2 separate regions of the Homo sapiens genome follow, and region 2 is linked to region 1. A link is a loop called in an ENCODE intact Hi-C map of the cell type or tissue named here. Cell type or tissue: PC-9. All regions are shown on one strand.

What was found. A loop is a pair of places that touch in the nucleus more often than their neighbours do. Peaks named below come from ENCODE experiments on the same cell type or tissue, not always from the same donor. Only the 100,000 strongest peaks of a DNase experiment are listed, where the experiment ranks them.
Region 2: it touches region 1 in a loop (4-fold over the local background); 2 of 110 quality-filtered maps call a loop at or near these places.

The regions. Positions count from the first base shown.
Region 1 is chr20:57,897,936-57,905,935 of GRCh38, reverse strand. No RefSeq gene overlaps it. Among named protein-coding and RNA genes, the nearest start is that of LINC01742, 100 kb to the left of the region's middle. RefSeq lists enhancers at 4,754-5,381, 5,382-6,011. In PC-9, a CTCF peak has its summit at 3,197; DNase peaks (open chromatin) are centred at 3,275 and 5,485.
Region 2 is chr20:57,986,706-57,994,705 of GRCh38, reverse strand. LOC105372693 (a long non-coding RNA gene) reads left to right here. Exons shown (of 6, transcript XR_007067678.1): 3 at 5,308-5,403; 4 at 6,471-6,619; 5 at 6,917-7,005; 6 at 7,567-8,000. Among named protein-coding and RNA genes, the nearest start is that of LINC01742, 13 kb to the left of the region's middle. In PC-9, no CTCF peak of the experiment used is centred here; DNase peaks (open chromatin) are centred at 2,925, 3,315 and 4,055; H3K27ac peaks cover 3,067 bases.

The DNA of each region.
Region 1 (8,000 bases):
GAAATAAGGGGAAAAGATTACCATGTGAAGAGCTTCCCGAATCATACTAGAACGTTGTCTAACAAGCCTGAATAAAAGTTATCTGACTTTCTGGTGTAACTTTGTTTTCTAACCATTACTATTGATCAGAGCCCAGGCTCTGAAAAGTTAAAGGCTGACTTGTGGGAGATTGGTAAGTAGGAAATGATGGCGTGTCAAGAAGAGATGCAAATGATTAACATCCGATAGAAAAGATAACCTGAGTTTACAAATTGTTTTGGCTCTGAAGGACGCAGGAGACAAACCAGCTTTGTACTGAACATTTCCTCAGTTCTCTCCATCCTCTTTTGAGTCAGCTTTGTCATTATGCTGGTTCCTTCATTAATGAATAAAGCAATCTTGGCATGTACTCACCGTGTGCTTAGATGAGAATTCTGTTTTCGACATTTTTGAATCTTATGCTTTGACATCAGCCCCATTCCCCAGTCCCTTTGGCAATGAACTTGTTTGATCCTCTCTAGGTTATTCCAAATGAGAACTCAAGGCACGTAGCTATCATCATGTCAGCTTCTTTTGATTCTATCTCCTTTTTAATCTCTGATAATTTTCAGAACTCAAATTGCGATTGCAAGTGTAGCCCAGATCATTTCTATGCTGCATAAGGCTCAGCCTCTGCTCCTCAAAGAAAGACAGCTAAATAATCAAAAGGAAATGAAATGTACTTCCAATTTCTACTTGCATTTTCAAAGGAGATTAAAGGGATCCAAATCACAACACCCCCACCCCCGGGCACTTCTGAAAAATTCTTTTTGCCTCCTCTCCTAGCCTCTCTCCCCCAGCAACTACCTCAGAGCCCATAGCTCAGCAAGGCTTCAGGATTCTCTCTTTGCTCTAATTCTCATGAACGCACTCTTCGGGGGCCTATGTGAAGAACGCTTTTGATTGCAAGCAACAGAAAACTGACAAACACTGGTTTTAGCCGTAAGAATATTTATTGCTCATGTAACCAGATGCCCAGAAGTACAGGGTCACAGGGCATGTTCAGACGGCAACAGTATCATCAAGAATCCAGACTTCCTCATTCTTCCACCCAGTGAAATTTTATTGTCATGCTTCTTGTCTCATGGTCACCACATGGATGCTTCAATTCCAGACATCAGGCCCTTGCATGCAGCATCTCCAGCAGGAGGGACAGGGCAGGGACCAAGGAGCCGCTCCTCAAAAGACTATCTTTCATCCAGAAAGAAATCCTTCCCAGATGCAACCCTTCTTCTCTTCTCACATCTAAAACTGGGTCCCATGGCCATACCGACTTATAAGGGAGGCTTGGAAACCAAGTACAGTTGACCCTGAACAATGAGGAGTGAGGGGTGCTGACTCCCTGTGCAGTCAAAAAATTGCATATAACTTTTGACTTCCCCAAAACTTAACTATTAATAGCTTACTGTTGGCCAGAAGCCATACCCGTAACATAAACAGTTGATTAACATGTATTTGCACGTTATATGCATTCAACACCGTATTCTTACAATAAAATAAGCTAGAGAAAAGAAAATGTTGTTAAAAGACTCATAAGGAAGAGAAAATATATCTGCTATTGATTAAGTGGAAATGGATCATCCTAAAGGTCTTCATCCTACTCACAGTGAGTAGGCTCAGGAGGAGGAGGGGGAGGAGGCATTGGTCTTGCTGTCCCAGAGGTGGCAGAGAGAGAAACTCCACATATAAGTGGACCCCCCAGTTCAAACTGGTGCTGTTCAGGGGTCATCTGTATTTGATAAAGTAGAAAAGAATTGTCTTAGCTGTCTTAGACCAATCAGGACTCATTCCCTGGGACTGGGAACATCGCAGGCCCTTATGACTGGGGTTGTTTGCCTGGAAGCAGGAGGGGAGCTGGAGGGATTGGCCGTTGGGGAAGCAACTATAGGCTGTCAATAACAGCCTTTAGTTTAAAGCTGGGGAAGCAACTATAAAACAAGAGGCAAGTTTACATAAGCCAGACAACAAAACAAAGCATGGGGTGTCTTTTCAGGGAAAATCACTGGGGTTGGGGAGGTGGGGGCTCAACTCGCCACCTGCTGCACCTCTCTGTGGCCTTTCAGTACGCTGGCTCAGCACTATGCCACAGAAAGGCCCTGGATTAAGACATTGGAGGTGGGACCCCTCCAGATGCCATCACCTCTGTCCACCTGGGACAGACCAGGCAGGAGCTAGGATGCATCTCTACAGTCAAGGAAGCCACCGTGCTTAGCGCACTCACTCTGCACCCAGCGTCGAGCTGACAGGCACACACATATCCATCTATTTCTCAAAACGAATGCACGAAAAAGATGCAAATTTTCCCAGTTTTACGAATGGAGGAAAAAGGTTAGAGAAGTTAAGGGACGTGCTCAAGATTAGCTAGCAAGTAAGTGGCTGTGCTGAGAGTTGGCCAAGGTCTACAGAACTTCAGAGCTTGTTTTGGGTTTCATTTTTTCTTAAACCCTTAATACCTGTTGTTTCTCTTAGCAAGTGGACCACACACTAACTTAGCAAGGTGAAGGCATGGACAGTAAGTGGGCGCTGGGTCTCAGGGTGGACCAGGCCTTGCTCCTGGTGATGGGGGCCTCACCTAGCACACACCCCATCTCCTGTGGAGATTGCCAAGTCCCAAGGCTTCCTGCCTTCCTCAGAGGCCCTGGAATCCATTCCATCACCAAACCAGAAGCCATCCATCCAGAGGGGAATTTCATCCTAGGCAGTGGTCTGTCATCCAGGGTCAGCAACGAGGTCCCAGAGCAACGACGGAGGCTGTGGGGTGAACGAGGTATTTTAACATCAGGAGAATCCTTCCAGGCCCCATTTGGACTGAGTTCTGATGGTCTCTGAGGGGGCTGTATTTTGGGAGATCCCATCACTGTCAGGACAGGCCAAATGCCTTGGGACCTGGCAAGGCTGTGGTTCTGTGGAGCAAGAAGGGGCTACTCTGGTCCGGCTTGATTTCCTTCTGCTCTGGCCACCTAGGAAAGGCAGTTGTGTGCTAGTGAAAACCATCAGCTTTGGACCCCTGGGATCAAGGCCCCGTTCTTCCCCTCCCCAGCCACATGACCTTGGGCAAATCATTTGACCTCTCAGCCTGTTTCTTTACCTGTAGACAGGGATGGTAACAACTTCATCATTGGGAAGCTGCAAATTTAAAAGAACCAGTGGGAGAAAAGCCCTACATAGTACAGGCGTGCAATTCAGAAACTGACCAGCATTACTGCTGGGGCTGAAATGGTTGCTTGTGGTTAATCTGTGGTTAGGTAAACCATGCAATGAATCACTTAGAGCTCTTCCCCCACTCTACCCTACCTTCTCTCCTTTCTGTGCCCTTAATCCTCTCTTTTAGCCACTCCTGTGGTGCTGGTATTTGTCTCCTGGGAGGATGTGTGCTGAGTATAGTGAATAGAACCAACCCATATTCCAGAATCCTCTTCCAGAATCTTCTAGAATCTTCCAGAATCCTCTAGAACCCCAGCCCCTCTGCTCATTTGTGGTGACACCTTGGGCAAGTTTCTTTACTTCTCTGCACATCAACTTTCTTTTCTTTTAAGAGGGCAAAATGTCTCTGTTGGAGGAGCAGGAGGTTTGGAGAATGAAATGTGAGGACCCTTAAGCACCTTGCTGGCTTCCAGCCTGTCACTGAGACTCCAGCCAATCTCTCCACAGCCTTCTGCCAAACTCACACCTTGGTCAGAATTTAGGACTCAGGGACCCAGCTCTATAAGGAATTGTCAGATGGTTAGCTTGTCATAAATACGGGAGGGAGGAGAGGCCTGGGCATTTAGGAAGTTTTCCCTTCACTGTGCTCTCCAGGAAGTGGATGCCCATGCTGAGGTCCCTATGCACTGGCACTGCCTGGGACTGGGATTTGGAGATGTCAGCAGAGGAAAGCAAAGGTTCCTCTTCCAGCAAAGCATCTCCTAGCATCTCTGCACCTGTCTGAGGGCCTGGCTCTAAACCTGCTCCAGTGTGGGCTGTACAGGCAGATTTATTTGTGTGGAAAATTAAAACTTCATGTTGACTTCTGTATATTTTCCTGACTGTGTCATTCAAGGATTTGTAAAAGACCTTGAATTAAATCTGCTGTATTATGAGCTAGGGGAGGAAGACAAGAGGGAGTGATGGAGTGGGTGTGAGTTCCCTACTCTCCACAAAGCCGGTCTGCCCTGAAGTCACCAATGCATCACAGCCCAGCACGCCAGCCCAGGGACCCTTGGTCTGCCACCCTGAGACCTCCAGACATTTATTCTGTGCCCTCCATTTCTGCTTCCCTCCGACTCACCTTATGCCCCTCACACAAGGCTGGACACAATGATAACCTGTTGAATGATGATTTGGGGGTAGGGGGATGTGTACAAGACACTTTCATACGGGTGTGAAATTGCTGGAGAGAAATCCTAGGACATAGAGACAGTCTTTGTTAGTCCCACTACAAGGGCTCCAGGAATCTTACCAAAGTCTAAAGCTGTGGTAACCAGTACTTGTGGCTATTTAAATTTAAATGCATTGAAATGAAATAAAATTTAAAATTCAGTTCCTCCATCATAGATGTTTCAAGTATTCCATAGCCACCTGCGCCTGGTGGCTGCTGTCCTGGACAATATATACAGAAAGAACAGTGTCATGAGCACAGAAAGTTCTATCAGGGCTGGACACGGTAGATCACACCTATAATCCCAGCACTTTGGGAGGCTGAGGCAGGAGGATCACTTGAAGCCAGGAGTTTGAGATCAGCCAGGGCAACAAAGTGAGTCCCCATCTCTACAAAAAAAGGAAAAGAAAATTAGCCGGGCATGGTGACACATGGCTGTAGTCCCAGCTACTCGGGAGGCTGAGGTAGGAGGATCGCTGGACCCAGGAGGTTGAGGCTGCAGTGAGACAAGATTGCGCTCCAGCTCCATCAAAAAAAGAGTCGAGATTTTTTTTTGTGACAGAGCATGACCCTGTCTCAAAAAAAAAAAAAAAAAAAGAAAGAAGTTACATTGTGTTAGAGGAAAGCCCTGATTTTTTTTTTGAATTAAAGATTCTATTGGTGTTTCTTGCGTAAAAACAATGACACTATTTGTCAAACCATTTAGAAAACACAGAATAGCACAAAAGAGAGTAGAGAGGGACCCAGGTTTGGCTGCAGGCTTAGCAGCTTGCTGCACCCCAGGGCCCTCAGCACAGACCCAGGATGGGCAGAGGAGTAGACGCAGATGTTCTGCAGCTACTGACGTTGCCAAGGCGGGGCAGAGGATGCCAGGCAGGAGGAGGACCAACACCTGAAGCCCCTGCCCCAACACTTGAGGGACCCTGTGAAGGGCTCGAGGCCCTGTGGGTGAAGGGAAGTCTTAGTCAAGACCCAGACAGAAAAATGGAGTCCAATGATGGACGTGCATGCCAAAATCTCCATATAAAGGTGGCAGAAGAGCTGGAAAGCCAAGCCCCAGGGCAGTGAGAGCAACACAGATGAGCAACAGCAGGAAGTCCCCACTGCCCCTGGGCTAGCAGGACAAAGGGAGGAACTGTGTTGTCTGAGCCCCCAGCTGTGAGCTGAGGCTGCCTATGGGGAGCTGGAGCCACAGAGGAGACTCACCCACTGCCGACTGAAAGAGGGGGACACACCTGGGTGTCTCCTCCCTCCCTCCCCTCAACCTTCCTCTGGGGCCTCCCCTTGGCAGAGCACAGAGGGAAACGAGTGGGAGGAAGGGTGGCCTGGGAAACGTGGTTCTCAGGGGAAGAGAAAGGGAGGGTGTGGGAGCCAGCAGTCTCCTGTGTTCTGTGCTCGAGACAGAAATGTGTCCCCCCAAAATTTCTATATTAAAGCCCTAACCCCAATCTAACCGTGTGTTAAGACTGAACTTTTTGGAGGTAAAGTTCAGTGAGCTCATAAGGGTGAGGTCCTCATCTGATAGGGCTGGTGGCCTTGGTGGTGGAGACCTTGCTCTCACGTTAAGCACAGACCCAGGAAAGGTCACATGAGCCACAGCGAGGGGGCAGCAATATGCAAACCAGGAAGAGGGTCCTCACCAGAACCCTGCCACGCTGGCACCCTGATCTCGGACTTCCAGCCTCCAGAACCATGAAAAAATGCATTTCTGTGGTTTAAGCCACCCAGCCTATGGCATTCTTTTATGGCAGCCTGAGCCAACTAAGCCATATTGCAATTCTGATAATACAACCCCACAAACTCGATGTGCTGGGAGGAGTCATGGTCCCAGCTGTGGTTTGGACATGGCTAGTTTGTCCCCAAGTCTCGTATTGAAATCTGATCCGTGGTGTTGGAGGTGGGGCCTGGTGGAAGGTCTTTGGGTCATGAGGGCAATGCCCTTCTTCGAGGAGAGAGCTCTGCTCTGTTAGTCCCCGTGAGCACTAGTTGTTGAAAAGAGTGTAGGACCACCTCCACCCATTGTTACTGCTCACTGTCTCTCCCTGTCTCTCTCTCGCTTTTCCATTGGTTGGGTGGAGAATTGCTGCACTCAGTCATTGTGTGATTTCTGCACACATCAGCTCTCCTTCCCTTTCTGCCATGAGTAGAAGCAGCTTGTGGCCTCCCCAGAAGCGGATGCTGGTGCCATGCTTCTTGTACAGCCGTGGAACTATAAGCCTAATAAAGCTCTTTTCTTTATAAATTACCTGCCTTCAGGTATTCTTTTATAGCAAAGTAAGTGCACTAAGACCATCCCCAAAGATGTCTGCATTCTGACCCCCAAAACTGTAACTATGCCACCTTTTAAGGCAAAGGGGGCCTTGCAGGTGTAATTAGGGTAAGGAGCTGGAGGGGGAGACTCTCCTGGATTATCTGGGTGAGTACAGTGTAATCACAGGGATCCTAATAAGGGAAGTGGTGGGCCAGGAGGTCAATGTCAGAGAGAGACATCGGAATGGCAGCAGAGGTTGGAGTGATGAGCTTGCTGGATTTGGAGATAGAGGAGGGGCCATGAGGCAAGTAGTACAAGCAAACTCTAGAAGCTGGAAAAGACGAGGAAACGGATTTCTCCCTTAGAGCCTCAGAAGGAACACAGCCCTGCCAACACAATTTTAGCCCGATGAGACTCCATTTCAGACTTCCAGAACCGTAAAAGAGGAAATGTGTGTTGCTTTAAGCTAAGTCGTGGTCAGTTGTTACAATGGCAAGAAGAAACTCATACACAGGCAAATTCTGGTAAGCCTGCAAGTCCGCGCTCTTCACCAGGTGTGGTGCTCCATCTCTACCCTGGAAGAGCCACAGACTAGCAGAAAAGGAATGTCTTTCTAGTTCTAGGTCCCTAGAACCTTGTATTCCATGGGCGTTTGATGCTTGCTTGCTCAGCAGGTGAACAGCTCAGCATGTGAGCAGCTCAGCATGTGATCCTCCAGCAAACCTGGGAGGCAGTAGTGGCAGGGAAGAGTGGCTAAGGTGACATAGCCAAAAGGCATGCAGTCCGGGGCTGGAAGTCCTAGCTCACCTACCTACTAGCTGTGTGACCTTGGGAAAGACACTCACCCTCTCTGAGTCTTAGCTGTTCCATTGGTTAGGGGGGATTACAGTCATTCCTGCCCCACATGGCCGCCATGAGGTGAGGCCTCCTCTCGTTGATGGGCATTCCTTGGTTGTCTGCTATGTGCCCAGGTCTAGGTGCTGAGGAGACAGTGCTGTTCCAGAAACCAGACTCGTTCCTGGCCTTTGGGGAGCCCGTGCTCTGGCAGGTAAAATGAAAGAACATTGTCAAACACTAAGCACAGTACTAGGTACACAATAGGTGCTCAAGCAATGCTGCCCTTGACCTCCTCAATGAAGAAACAACAGAGGTTTCAGAGGCTTGCCAAAGTCAAAGCGAGCTGGTGCAAGTCATTGTTTGAATTCAGGTTTTCTAACTGCAGTCTCTGGGGCAGCGGCCTGTCGGGGCAGAGTGGTAGAGGGTGGGAGCAGGTAAGGGAGATGGAGCCTGGAGAAAGGGCTTTGCTCACATTTTTAATGCAATTTGGCCCTTAGGCTCTGGTTGGATTTTAGCTTACTAGGGACTGGGTTGACC
Region 2 (8,000 bases), 89 kb before region 1:
AATTTGACCACTCGACTCAGCCATCACTGACATTGAAATCCCTTCTTTCATCTATGGCTGCACCTAAGCTCACCCTGTAGGGTTGCCAGAAAAAACACAGGATGCCTGGCTAAATTTGAATTTCAAATAAAAAATAAATAACTTTTTAGTATCAGTATGTCCCATGAAATATTTAGGGGCATATGGATACTAAAAAAAGATGATTCATTGTCTATCTGAAATTCGATTTTAACTGAGTGTCCTGTATTTTTGTTTGCTCAATCTGGCAACCGTACCACCTGGCCACAGAGGGAGGGGGAGGCCTCAGGGCACCCTAGCTGGGACTTGGCCCCATTAATGGCTATGATTATGATTTGTTTATTGGCAACCGCTCTGTGCCGGGCACCGTGCTGAGCTCTTGGCCTCCACCTTCTTGCCTTTCATCCTCACAAGCATTTTTCACATGTGGAAACAGAGGGAGCTGAGAGGGGAAGCGACTTGCCCAAAGATGTGGGTCGCTGAAGCCCAAGCCTGTTATGACTCAGCCTGATGCATCTCCAGCACGGAGACATGTGGCCCCCACGTCCTGCCTGCCCCACGCAGGGTCCTCGCCAGCCACTGAGCTGCTTCACCCTCCACCTGGCGCTGATTAGATTCTTGAGATTTTCAGTCCAGTGCCTGAGCCAGCACATAAAATCTTTATTTTTCCCATCCAAATTAGTTCCTGGGGAGACCCTGTGCCCTCCCTGGCTTTTATATGCCTTGACTTGGCTCATAAAATGACAGACGTCACCCTAACAACCCCCTCCTGTTCTCCAGCGAGACGGGAGGAGTCTCTCTGCTCTTGGCTGCATTCCCCTACCTGGATCACCATGAAATGTTATTTCCAGTAGACCGAGCGACTTAACGGCTGTCATATGGCACATATCAGGCGGAATCGTCTGACTTGCTCCATCCCATCATGTTTCATGGACCATGATTAGCTGCGACATTCTAAGGCACACAGTGCAGCCTTGCCTGTGACTCCCCTTAAGAACAAATGGCTTCACCTGACTCCAGAGGCTGGCTTTTATTTTGTTCCTTCTTTTTATGTAGTCGGCCTCATGGGAGTGGGTGAGTCTGGCAGCTGCTGACCACCTCTGATCGCACTCCTAAGCCAGGCTCCATGGAACTGAAACTTCAGACTCAAGCTAGATGATTCTCTATGACTTTGCCCCAGTTATCTGAAGCCTGGTTCCAGTTTGAAAAGATAAGTTATTATGGAGATAAAGCCAATTGTGAGATAAAGCCGATGCCACCATCTCGAGACATTTGGGGATGAGTGGCTCTGGCTAATGGGCACTGAGGGCATCCTCATTCATTCATTCTGTAAATATCCACTGAGCATACTCTGTGCCTGGTATGTTAGCACCAGGGACGTATTGAGACAACTAAGACATGTTCACTGCCTTTAAGTGTTCCATCACCTAGAAGGGGTCAGAAATGTAAATGAACAGCCAACATGATCAGGGCCATTATGCAAAGACCAGAAGACCTACAGGAGGCGTCTCCGGGCCGTGGCTGGCTCCCTCTTGGCTCTCTTTGGCTCTAGGCAATGGATCAGGATTGATCTGAGCTCCTCACAGCTGCTTGTCCCTCTTGTCAGTGACTTATTTCCCAGACTCTCTTCGGTCCGGATGGCATTGCGGCACCACAAACAAGGCTTGAGCTGAAGTAGGTGGTCAATTTATAAGAAATATTTTGCTCTCCTGAAAAAGAAGGTCATGTTCATTGGCTTTCCCCTTTTCCTTTCTTGTCTTGAAAGCATCAACATGATGCTTCAAGCTGCAGCAGGTCATCCTGAGGCCATAAGGCCACCAACCTGAGGACAGAAAGTGGAAGTGCTTAGAATTCTAGAGGGGAAGGCAGGGAGAGCCTCTGTCCCTGCCGGCATGGCCAAGCCATGCCCCAGCCACACAGCACCCACCCCTCCCTGCTCGTTGTGTGAGAACAATAAACTTCTATTTGTTTAAGCCACTGTTAGTTGGGTTTCTGATACCTGCAGCCCAAAGCATTCCAATCTAATACAGAATTTAGTACATTTTATCTGGAAGGTCCTGGAAAATCTAGGCAGAGGGGGTAATAAAAAAAATGCACAAAGTCCCTTGTCCTCTAAGGTCTATAGTCAGGGGACATGTAGCCTGGAACTGTTGTCACTCATTTGTGTCCTTCTATCCTGGTAGACAGACCTCCTTGCCTTTCTGGGAGCTGAACAGCTTTAGCCTCCAGGAACCCAGGGAGGTGAAATGAGACTTCTTGCACCTGCTCAGGTTCCCGACACCTCTCTGGAGCCCCATTCTCTCCTTTCACCAAGTTAAGCTGTAAGAACGCAGCACCCACAGACAGTACCTCTCCAACCTGTGTGCTATGTGGCACCCAAGCATCTTCTCAAAATGCAGATTCTGATCTAGTTGGTCCAGGCTGGGGCCTGAGAGTCTGCATTTCTAAAAGGTTCACAGATGGTGCTGATACTGCTGACCTGGGGACCACACTTTGAGTAGCAAGGTTGTGGAGGGTGGCCAGCTGCTTCTAGGACTATCCTGCTGTGGTCAGTACTGCCCTTCTACCCTTGGAAGCAAAGTCCAGTCGAGTATTCTTTACTCCAGCCCACCTAGCTGGAATGCCCACGTTCTGATTTTTTAAAATTATGCCCTTCTGCAGTCGGATGGGACTTCTCAATTTTGGATTCAAAATCAACTCCCTGGGCTTTGCATAGACTCAGAGTGACCAAGTGTCCTGGTTTGCCCAGAATGAAGGGCTCCTGGGGATGTGGGACTTTTCAGTACCAAAACCAGGAAAGTCCCCTGTGAACCGAGAAGAGCTGATCATCCTATATAGGTTGAAGGCTGTTCAATTAGAGGGAAGGCAAGATGACTCAGGAAGGCCTTGGCACCCAACAGTGTGAGCGCCCAGTGGTATCAGCCAGGGCTTAGTGAGCACCAGGCTAAGTGTGGGCATTAGTCACAGTGCTCCACGCCAGTGAAGTGCGGCAAGCCTACTCTTTGGGATTTTCTCTGTCATCCCAGACCTGGGTCTGGAGGCTTGGATTGTGGGGAACAGAAACAGCGAGCTCCCCACCTCCCTGGCCTTGCTGTTGCCATGTGGGGCTGGAGAAGGCCACGCTGTCACAACTCCTCATGAAGCAGTGAAGACTTGGGCTGGGACAGAATGAGGTCATGGGTCCTGGGCACCTCCTGGGTTTGCTGGGGCCTCCCCCGCCTTCCACCAGCCCTAGGCGGTTAATGACTCGCTCAGCTCCTTAACTAAAAAAATGTGTGCTGGCTCCCAGCTGAATGCCTTTAATTTGTCTCATTTGTGCCTGAAGCACTGGGTGTGGACAAACCGAAGTTAAGCAAAAAGGCTATTACCATAATGCGATGGCCCTCTGGCAACGTCTCTTCTGAAACTCCGTCCTCTCCCTAACAAGACAGGCTGGCAAGGAGGGCATGCTAACTCCAAGCACTGGCCCGCCTCTGCCTGTGGACTGGTTTTATTTTGTGGCTCTTAATAGTGGTTTTGTGGTTTTAAGAAGTGGCTGACCTTTAAAAATGGGAAGATTTCAAATAAAAATGTATATTTCTAATCACTCTTAAAAAATCCAGCAGCACTGAATCCACCTTCTGACATAGGAACAATTAGCTGGGGAACAAGGACAGGCTGCCCTGGTGGGTGCAGTGGGGGTAGGGTGGGGTGGGAGTCCCTCAGGCAGCCTGGCCCCTGTGACTTGGCGCAGGTGCTTTTCCAAATCATTTCTTGTCTTATTTTATTAAGTGAGAAATACTAAGGATGCTATTCGTTCTGTTATCAGCACATTATCAGTATTGGAGTCAGTTTCAGAAGTAATTTCTGATTCACTTGCCTTCCGAAGACAGGGCTTCCCACACACGCAGGACCTTGGACCAAAGCAGGACAAGAAGCATTTGAAGTCCTGGAGTAGAACTTCAGAATTAAAGTCTTACATCATTTTCATCATTGTAAAAAAATGTGCATTCATTGTGAAAATGGGTGTGAATTTTTCATAGCAGTATTTGGAGGAACATAATGAGTAGCCGTTAAAGGAGTGACTATCCCATGTTTCCTCTGGGCATTGTAAGAAGCTCTCCAGAAAACGTGAGCCAGCAGCTCTGACGTCTTTCCCGATGCAGTTTTTCAACAGGAAATGTTCATTCAGGCATTTGTGGGGGTGATGTCTGCTCAAATAAGTGTTGCAAAGACACAGTTCTTGGAAGGCAAAACTGAAGCAAGTGAAGGATCAGGCTCATCTCATTACCTGATTTGTTATTTTTATTGTAGAAGCAAAATTTAATGGCATGAAAAATATGGTAATATACAGATACATGAAAATTAACAGGTTATAAAACCATACACAGTGCACGTTATCATTACAAGTAGGTGTATATTTAAATGTGTTTGTAAAAAGAAACATGAAAAGCTGCATGTCAAAATGCATTTAGTAGGTTTTATTGGTGGATAGTTGGATTATGTTTTCTTTTTATTCTCATTTTTTAAAGGAGCTTGATAGTCAATTCTGTTTCCCAGGTTAAGTTTCCTTCAAACTGTTCAACGGAAATTAGCAAATGCTTACCAAGGACCCAGGATGAGTCCTTAGTATGTGCCAGAGATGGTCAGGAACAACAGCTATCATAATGATGACAGCGTTATGATGACGGCATTACTAGTTAGGACTATGTTGGGCTGTATGTCAGAGAAATTGATCTTTAATCCTCCCACCTGCTTCATACCATGAAGCCCAGACACAGGCAATCCAAATAGTGGCTCCACAGTGCTACTGAAACCCAGCCACCTTCTTTCTCTCCTCTTACCCATCCTTCCACTGTGCTTTTCATCCCCACCAGAACAAAATGGCTGCTTTGTCTCCAGACATCACATCCAGAGTCCAAGAAGAAAGAAGGGAGGAAAGGAAAGAAAGGACATTCTAAAATCTTTTTTTTTTTTTTCTATTGAGGAGAGAAAGCTGCCAAAGGATTGTGACCATGGTCACATGGTCATTTCTGGTTTCCAGGAGGTCTGGGAAGGCGAACGTTGTTGAACAGGCACATCTACTAAGGTGCCTATTGTGAAACGCAATTTACTGCTTGAATAAAATTGAGATTCTGTTAGTGAAGAAGAAAAAGAAAGTGGATATTGGTGGAGGACCTTGCAGTGTTCACCCCAAATAACAATGGTGGTCATATCATTTTCTGTGAGTTTTACTGCATGCTAAGAACTGTGCTGGATGCATTAATGTTTTGTGTCAAACATTAATAACTATTATTATTATGATTTCAGACCACAGAAAAAGAAACAGAGGCTCAGAAAGGTGAAGCCAATTGCCTGAAGCCACACAGAATATCAGCTGGAGTCAGGATTCTAACACCATCCCATGTGAGTTTAGACATGTGCACGTAATCCCCAGGACATACCAAAAGAAACAGGCATTCAATATATCAAGGGATAGCCATTTCTCCCAGAGCCCAGTGGGCTGTGGCTCTTGTGTCCCTTAAGACCAGTGCTTCTCGAACTGTAATGTGCATCGGGTCACCTGGGCATCCTATTAAAATGCAGGTTATGGTTCCTGGCCGGGCCTGAGATTTTGCATTCCTAACAAGCTCCCAGGCGATGCCCATGCTTGTAGTCTGTGGACAGCACTTTGAATGCCTGAAACCACCTCCCAGACATGTCCCGCCTTCCTGGAGCTGGCCTCCTGGTTTCAGACGTGTGGGCAATTGGTGCTGAGATCATTCAGGGCACGTAAGGAATGCGCACAAATGCAGAGCTCCAGGGAAGAAAAGTCACAGCACAGGACCCAATAGGAAAACTGCCATTTGGGGAGACCAAGCCAAGGAGCGCTTTGCTCCTGCTGCTTTTCTCAAGGAAGAGCTTGCTTCCTGCAGTAAGTGAAGTCTAGGGTGCAAGGACAAATGATGTACCTCAGACCCAGAGGATTCATTAAGATTTTGATGCTCCTAGAAAATTGGCTCCATCGTCCATGTCTCAGGAACTGGGGGGTTGTGACTTTTTTTCTTTGGTGGTAGGATGACGATGGTGATGATGATGATGGTGATGATGACAAAGATGACTATGAAGAAGCAGTAGAAGGAGATTTGGAAGAGGGAGTAGAGGAAGGGGAGGAGGAGGAGCAAGGTCATCAGAGTTTGTTGAACACTTACTACATGCCTGATCTCATTTAACCCTTAGACTCACCTGGTGAGGGTTGTACTACATTTATTCCCATTTTACAGACGAGGAAACCAAGCTTCAAGGAAGCTGAGTCTCCTGTCCAAGCCCACGCAGTTGGCAAGTTGCAGATCTGGAGTAGAGTACAAAACTCTCTCATCTGTGTCTCCAAGACACCATGACCCATCATGGCTTCCTTCTGCTGGTTCAGGCGTAGTCTCAGAATTTTTCCTGCGCCATTGCCCGCGCCACCCCATCAACCCCATCTGTTGCAGGTAGCTGATGCTATCTACTGCCAGCCTGGAGCCAGGCTAAGAGGAAGAGAAAGAAGAAAATGCCTGCAGAAACATTCTATGTAAAGAACACTTTGGGATCAGAAAAAGAAGCGCGCCCGTGTTTCACTTGCAGCCTCACCCTGCACTAGGTACAGCCAGTTCTGCTCTGAGGCTTGTCTTGAAAATACAAATTTGTTCTAGTGTGATTGACATGTTAGTGGTAATTTGAGCGTGATGCGAATTTGGTTTTTACCTATATGTGATTTTGTCCTCAGGAAATGCTAGGCCAATGCAGAAAACTACATCCTGCTTGGCAAGCCCTGCAGGACACACACACACACACACAAGCATGTGCACACACACGTGGCCCTTCAACGTCACCTCAGCTGTGGGTTAGGAGCCACACCTGTCCACACCTGGTGTTACAACCATCTGCTCCATTTCAGGTAACCCTCCTTCCTCCACTGCACAATCACTTAGAAACTGTAACTCTTCTTGGGCCCAGGTGCACAGGTAAATTCGGATCTTTCCCAAGGTAAGTGCCATGTTTACCTTCGTGTTTATGCATTTCCTATGCATTTAACGTGTGTAAAATGGTGCTATCATTTTATTCAGCTTCTGTCTTTGTTTTCAATGTTACTGGTAATATTTTGAGTGTTGTGCTCCTAACCCCATTCTTGCCACAGGCCCTGCATGCTACCGTGATTTTTAGGAACCCTATGTCACCTCACAGATCTGAGCATATATGAGTTGGGCTCGTCACCCGGCCTTCTGGGAGTCTCAGTTTCCCTATTTGTAAAATGGACATAGTAAACCCATCTCCATCTCACAGAGGATAGTAAAAAGAGCCCTGGCCTTGGAGTCTGGGGGCTGGGCCACAGGTCAGGCTTCAAGACCCCCTGGGCCACGTTGGGGACTTGGGTTCCTGAGATCCAATCTCTGAGCATCAGCTTCACTGTCTGTCGCAGAAGCACCATTTCCCCACCTTGTCCACCTCACAGAACAGCCAGGTGGCTTAGAGGTGAGCTCTCAAATGTCAACAGGCTTTGCAAACTCCAGTGGTCAGCATTATGTGAGTAGTTCAGTCTTTCCACAGGGATCTCTGGGGCCTCGGGTCACAGCAGACCAGAACTTGACCTGGAGGCTGGTGTCCCCCAAACTGCTGTATGGACCCTGCAACAGCTGGGGAGTCCTCGTCTCAACAGCCCTGCTGTCTCCCACTGAGGTCATCTGCTGGCCCTCCTGGTGGCCCTGTGAGGAAGCCAGGAGTCACTGATGCTGCTCTATCGACGGCGACAGATGGATCACAGCTGATAAGTGACTTGCCCAGAGTTTTGCAGCTTGGAACTCACAGAGCAGAAGCTGGGAATCAGGTGGGGAAGCACCCAGCTCTCTGCTTCTCCTAAGCCAAGCTCTGCAGCGAGGTCCTGCTTCCCTCGGGACTCCTCTTTCAGCATGACATGAACTCATTTTGAATGTAAAGGCAATGTCAAAGCCCTACAGCTATTTATACCAGAGCATGTGTTTATT